Linked DNA regions of Mus musculus: region 2 is linked to region 1. The links are chromatin contacts, found by POLR2A ChIA-PET in ENCODE. All regions are on one chromosome and are shown on one strand. Each heading gives the region's core, a stretch centred on a gene start or an enhancer-like site at or near the end of the contact. The rest is flanking DNA. Distances are from core to core; before and after follow the strand shown. Region 1 overlaps Nfix (nuclear factor I/X). Region 2 holds the start of 1700122E12Rik (a long non-coding RNA gene).

Region 1 (3,164 bases), core at 272-2,771:
TACCCACCTCCCACATTTCCCTTTTAGCAGCTTATAAGCTTCCATCTTTTTGGCTCTGCTCCCAGAAGGGGCTGCTCAGGGCTCCCGGAGGGCTAAGGAGAAAGTCAGGCTTCTTGGGGGCTGTAAGAGAGGGGCTGCTGGACACATGCCCTCTCCTCCAGGTCAAGAGAGCTTCATGTAACACACACACACACACACACACACACACACACACACACACACACACACTGGGGAACTCCTTTAAATAGGGATGGTGAGTGTAAAAGGTTGTGGGGCACTTCTGCTGGCCTCTGGGGCCTTGGCAGACCATCTTTTCAAGGTCTGTCTCCACTTCTCCTGTAGAGCCTGTCACAGTGATGGAGAATGCAGGTTTCAGTCAGTCTGGATCTTGCTCAGGCATGACCTCAGAGTCAGGTCACCTGCTGAGAGAAAGTCACAAAGGCATAGGAGCGCATGTTACACGCCAAGGACCTTGTCCTTTATAGAACACTCTCAAGCCTTTGGGGACCAAGTGACCAGGTGGGGTTGTAGCTCAGAAAAGGAGCTGGCCAAGAGTGTGCAGTCAAAGGGGCAAATGTGAGAGAGGAGGCCCTATTAGTGCATGCCTGAAGCTGCAGGATTCAACTACTGCTCTAAGTGAGCCAGTCCTGGCCCCTGTGAACCTTTGTAATTGTACAGACATTTTGGTTGGGGCTAACAGGAGGCTTAGCACCAAATGAGCAGAGGCCTGGGATGCTGTCTGACCCACAGAACATGGACAGTCCCTGCACTGCATCCCAGACAGTGTCCTGGTCTCCGGGTCCACAGTATGAGGGTTAAGAAGAAATGTGTCTTTTCAAGATTTCAGTTCTTTCTTCATTCCCTTTGCCCCTCTGGGTTCAGGACACACACACACACACACACACACACACACACACACACACACACACACACACACACAGATCTCAGGATTCACACACATCAGGACATTCACAGGCACTGGCACACAGAACAATCTGGGAAGTTGGTCCTGCACTTAATTGAATTAAGGGGCTGGGTTTGGCAGGACATTGTGTATCTGAGCTGCACTTTCTTACACGAGGCAGGAGGCAGCCACTCAGGCCCCCTGAGCAAGCTGTCCCTTCCTCCTTTTCCCTCCAGCCCTCCACTTCCCTTGCCAAAGATCATACACAGGAATAGCCCTCTCAGTTGCTTGCTTTCTCCCCATGTTACTCCTTGATGCTCAGCTGGTGTAAGTTGAGGACCAGGGCCTCCTGAGAAGGTGCTTCCAGACTGAGGCTGGGGCACTGTCGGGGAGAACTAACGGGCCAGTCTCTCCGCCTGGTTCCCATCCTATATTTGCATAGGAGCTGCAAGTACTGCTGAGTAGAAAGTGGAACAGGCCAGGTGGCAGTGGCACAGGCCTTTAATCCCAGCACTCAGGAGGCAGAGGTAGGCGGATCTCTGTGAGTTGTACAGAGCAAGTTCCAAGACAGCCAGGGCTACACATAGAAATGCTGTCTGAAGGAGGGAGCGGGAGAGGGTGAAGCAGTCTTTCGGTCTTTGCCAAATTTAAACCTCTGACCACTACCTAAGAGATAGGAATGATTTGCTCTTGATATTCCAGGCCAGTAGCCCTACGAATAGGTGCAGAGCATGCCTGTGGAGGCTTGGAGGGCTGGGGCCCGAAGCCCTTCCTCACGGTAACCAGGTGGGGCAGAATGTGGTAAGCTGACAGTCCCTTAGAGTTCTGTCTCATCTGGCATGCATTCCCACTTCAGCCTCTGCTGAAGGGTCTCAGGTATCTGATCTCAGCCCAGAGTCAAGGCTCACTCTGAGAAGTCCTCACCAGAGCCTAATTTTGGTCCCTGGGAGGGCTCATCAGGAGTGAGACTAGAGGACAATCAGGCCAGCCTCCCCAGCGCCATTTCCAAGCACACCACAGCACAGCACAGTCTGGGTCCTGCCACTGCACTGCCCCGAATCCATTCAGAGGAAACCCCAAGCAAACTCCTAACAGCGGGCAGTGAAGGCACCCAGGGAGCCATGGAAGGGATCCCAGCCCTTCTGAAGCCCAGTGGGTGGGGGTTTCCTCCCTTGACTCCTGTGTGCTGGGGCTGGGGACTGACCAATGGATGAGGGAGGCAGCCAGGTCCAGCCAGACCCTTCGAAGTAATCTGTACTGCCCAGGGTCAGGGGGGCTGCAGGGCTGGCCTCACCTCGGCTAACCTCTGGGCGGAACAAAGGGGCCTTTCTCCCGCTTGCAGCCCGGGAGGGTGTGCCTGCCTGTTTCTGCCGCCCTCACAAGCACAAGCGGCGCTTTCCTGTGCCGAGGTTTTGTTTTTGTTTTTGTTTGTTTTTTCTCTTCTTGACTTCTCCATTTTTCTCCCTGTCTGACGCTCCTATTCTGGCTTTCAGTCCCCATCTTTTCACTCCTGCCATGTGGGTGGTAGAAAGATTTTTTTCTTTCCAAGAGTTACCAAGTGTAAAGACAAGTTAGCACCGAGGGTGTCCAGCGCACCTTGGGGGCACTCTTGGGGTCAACAACAGAAAACTCTCAAATGGGAAGCAGCTTACTGGGGCCCGGATGGACCCCTGCGGACCAAACACCTGGCAGCCTCACCTTCTGCTTCTCCTTGCCTCCCTTTTGGAGGCCTCCTTCCACCCCGTTCCCCACTGCAAGCTGTTCCTATTCAAGGTGTATGGCGAGCTCTGCCCTGACCACATCCGAGAATGTGCTTGTGCAGTCATGGGAGCCGCTGTCTGAGGCAGCTCCGTTCCTGATACAGATGCGAGGTCTGGTGGTCATGCTGGGTTCTTGCCCTTCCTGCTGGGCTCAGCACGTGTTCAGAGGGAACCCTGTCTGCGGAACTTCTAGGCCAGCACCCCACGGGCTCGCCCTACTGTGACCGGCAGAGGGCAGCTAGTGTTAACTCGCTGCGCCACCTAGCTACCTTGTTGGGGAGCGCAACGTGAAGCTCCTTGAGCCCCCGCAGGGTCCTCAAGGATCTTTGGCACCTGCTAGCCTGATGTATAGGTGGATTGGTGTTTGTATTCCGTAAATAGCCCGAGTTTCCCTTATATGTACGTGGTACTTTCTATGAAATCGTCCGTAGTGAAAGTCAAGTCTCCATTAACATCTCATCTTCTGTATAGGTCTAAGCTGTACTGTATTAGGAGGCCAG
Region 2 (3,164 bases), core at 171-2,670, 110 kb before region 1:
TTGCCTGCACGTATGTCTCTGTACTATTTACACATCTGGTGCCCACAGAATAGGGCTTCAGACCCTCTGAAACTCAAATTACCTGGTTTTGATCCTTCATGTGTGTGTGCTGGGAATAGGACTGGGGTCATTCAGAAGAGCAGCCAGTGCTCCAAACCAATCTCTCCTGTCCTTTATTTCATTGTGTTAAAGCAGTGTATCATTTAACCCAGGCTGGCCTCAAACTCACTATGCAGCTGAGAACTGAACTTTTGACCCCTGCTTCACTCACCGTCTTGGGTACTAGGACAAAGCAGAAGGCATCAAGCATATGTGTCAGTGGCACAGGACTGGAGGGAGGGTCAGGTCAGTCACAGGTCTGTCAAGATCATGTTGAACTTGGGTGTCCTCCAGTGGGACCTTCACCAGCAATGCTGAGTTCTGTACACTGCCTGGGGGACAGGGTGGAGACCCAGCTTCTTGACCTCAAGTGTCATTGCTTGACTGAGTTCCTCTCACTGCAAAGGAAGCACGCCATTTTTGTAAGGATTCCTTCTGCGCAGTTCATAGTCTTGTTTCAGGGTTCCCAATTCCTCAGTTTGGAAACACCTCCCATCCCCCATCCCCTACAGGTACTGTTCTTCCTCCTCCAGGCAGCAGGCAGAGTCACATGATTTGAGTCAGAGGACTCCAGATCCAAGGGTCCTGCTTATCTCACTAGAACTATCACCATAGCCATCTGTGTCCTTTTTCCTCCTCAAACGGCACCCCTTGCCTTCTGCCGTTTATTGCAAAAGCCAAGTCGTTTGTGGGAGACCACAAGAAGTGACTCCTTTCATTCTCCAGCTTAAGAGAAAGAGAAAAAAAAAAAAAACAAAAATCAAAAAACCCCTACTTCTCACCCAAGAAAACACGCTTACACTCACACCCCTGAGACTTCTGTGTTTCCTGCTCTTGAACCGTGGACAGCCCTAAAAGGTTTAAAAGCATTTCTGTCAAGATAGCTCAGGGTCACCCCTGTTGGCTTCTGACATTTCAGGGAGGCGAAATGACTTGTATCATGTCACACAGGCTGCAGGGAACTACGGGACGAGAGGAGAAAGCTGGTACGTTCTCTATGGCCTGAACAACTGTGGAACCAGAATGCAGCGAAACCTCAGGATCCTGGCTGGCCCTTGACCTTATCCTGAATAGGAAACGCTCGCCATCGGTGGGCGTTCCCTAGGTGCAGGACAGACGGAACGTGAAAGTTGCAAATAATCCTTACTTCTTCCCTCTGACCAGAGAGGATGGGAAAGGGCCGAAGCTAAGGACCCGTCTCGGTCCCGCACCGCACGGTTAACACCTGGTACCGCTCGCGCGGATTCTTTAAACGACTCCTAGCGAGCCAGAGACTCTCAGCAGCAAGGGCGGGGTTGGGCTGAGGTTCAGTCACGTGACCGTGCCTGAGTGGGCTAGCGGCCCCCACCCCACCAGGGGGCGTCCCCCACAACGCGTGGTCGACCCTCATTGGCCCATAGTGCGACCAATAGAAATCAGCCATCTGGGATCCCAGCGTTCCGAGCCACAGCCTAACTTGCTGAGCCAACTGGGAAGCAATGGAAAGGGACAGCTGTAGGTCTAAACCAGTCAAAAGGACCGAGGGGCGGGCTCAGCGGCTGTGTCAGGTTCGGGTGAGAGGTAGGTGAATATAAATTGAAGCGGCGGTGGCCGCGTCCGTCAATACCGCAGAGCCGCTGCCTGAAGATCGTCTTAAAAGGCCTGTGTGCCGCCGCCCCCTCGGCCCGCCATGCTCCTTTCGGTGCCGCTCCTGCTTGGCCTCCTCGGCCTGGCCGCCGCAGACCCTGCCATCTATTTCAAAGAGCAGTTCTTGGACGGAGGTAAGGTCTGGGCCCGTCTCGAGGCCGCTTAGCGACTGCTGGGCCCCGAGACCTCGGCTGCCTCGTCGTGTGTAATGTAATTACCGTTCAGAGGGCCAACACTGTGGCCCCAGAGGGACTAGGGCCGCGGGCGGTTCCATGTGTGCGTCCTTGTGGGACTAGGAAGGCTCAGCCGTTTCCCGCCCCCAGAGTTAGGATTCGTCCAAGGACCTGAAGCCCATCGAGATGTCAAGTTTGAGGTTGGGATGGGAATCCCCTTCCCCACCCCCACCTGCTTGTAGCTCCTGACAGACGTTGGTTATGGGGGCGGGGGTCGGACGGCCCCGCTAATCTGACTCTATGCCCTTCCCTTTCAGATGCCTGGACCAACCGCTGGGTCGAATCCAAACATAAGTCCGATTTTGGCAAATTTGTCCTCAGTTCTGGCAAATTTTACGGGGACCTGGAGAAGGATAAAGGTACAAGGGAGTGGGTGCAGGACAACTTCCTGGAGGAAGCTGTAGTCAGCACATACATCTTGTTGGGGCTTTTCCCAGGAACACGGGAGCCAAGGACAGGTGGAGGAAGGAAGGGAGGTCAGCCGTGCCCCTCTAGGTCTAGGGTATTCCGGGTTCACCTGATGACAGTCCCATTTCATCACAGGGCTGCAGACAAGCCAAGATGCCCGATTTTACGCACTGTCCGCCAAATTCGAACCCTTCAGCAATAAGGGCCAGACACTGGTGGTACAGTTCACGGTGAAGCATGAGCAGAATATCGACTGTGGGGGCGGCTACGTGAAGCTGTTTCCGAGTGGTTTGGACCAGAAGGACATGCATGGAGACTCAGAATATAACATCATGTTTGGTGAGGGGCCCCCAGCCAGTGCTGACCTCTGCCGGTTGGACAGTGGGTGCAGACTGAAACCCTTTGTAACCAGAATGCTGATCTTCATACCATGGAAAGCACTTGAATGATGAAAATTTTTGTCCTGAAGGACAACTTTATTAGTTGGTGTACAATATTACTTGAAGACTTATATTGTTCATTTGTATGATATTTTCTACGTGTTAATAATTTTAGAAATGATGCTAATGACAGGGTCTAAAAATCAGTGAAAAATCTGAGCATGTGCATATTTCTTCTGTACTCAAGTATGAAAGGGTGTGCTAGTGTGAAGGTCAGAGGGCAACTTTGGAAATCTCTTTTGTCATCTGGGTTCTAGGATCAAATTTGGATTGTCAGGCTTAGTGGCAAGTACCTAATTTACCACTGAGCCATTTGCTGGCCCCAGAATGGTAATCGTTTCAGATTTGTAGTCTTTTA

The links. ChIA-PET counts read pairs that join two places held with the same protein, here RNA polymerase II (POLR2A).
Region 2: POLR2A ChIA-PET joins it to region 1 with 16 read pairs in embryonic stem cell. The contact joins the promoter of 1700122E12Rik here to the enhancer-like site in region 1. POLR2A ChIA-PET finds 5 or more read pairs at or near these places in 3 of 5 experiments (Patski and embryonic stem cell).

What each region holds. Positions count from the first base shown.
Region 1 is chr8:84,737,473-84,740,636 of GRCm38, reverse strand. All of the region lies in intron 2 of Nfix (nuclear factor I/X), which reads left to right. Among named protein-coding and RNA genes, the nearest start is that of G430095P16Rik, 16 kb to the right of the region's middle. Within about 2 kb of position 1,521, at least 1 of the 3 ENCODE cell types and tissues checked has a DNase peak (open chromatin) inside an H3K27ac peak, as active enhancers do.
Region 2 is chr8:84,845,403-84,848,566 of GRCm38, reverse strand. 1700122E12Rik (a long non-coding RNA gene) reads right to left here and starts at 1,420. Exons shown (of 3, transcript XR_106144.5): 1 at 1,247-1,420; 2 at 272-497. Calr (calreticulin) reads left to right here and starts at 1,636. Exons shown (of 9, transcript NM_007591.3): 1 at 1,636-1,859; 2 at 2,216-2,317; 3 at 2,502-2,705. The coding sequence starts at 1,769.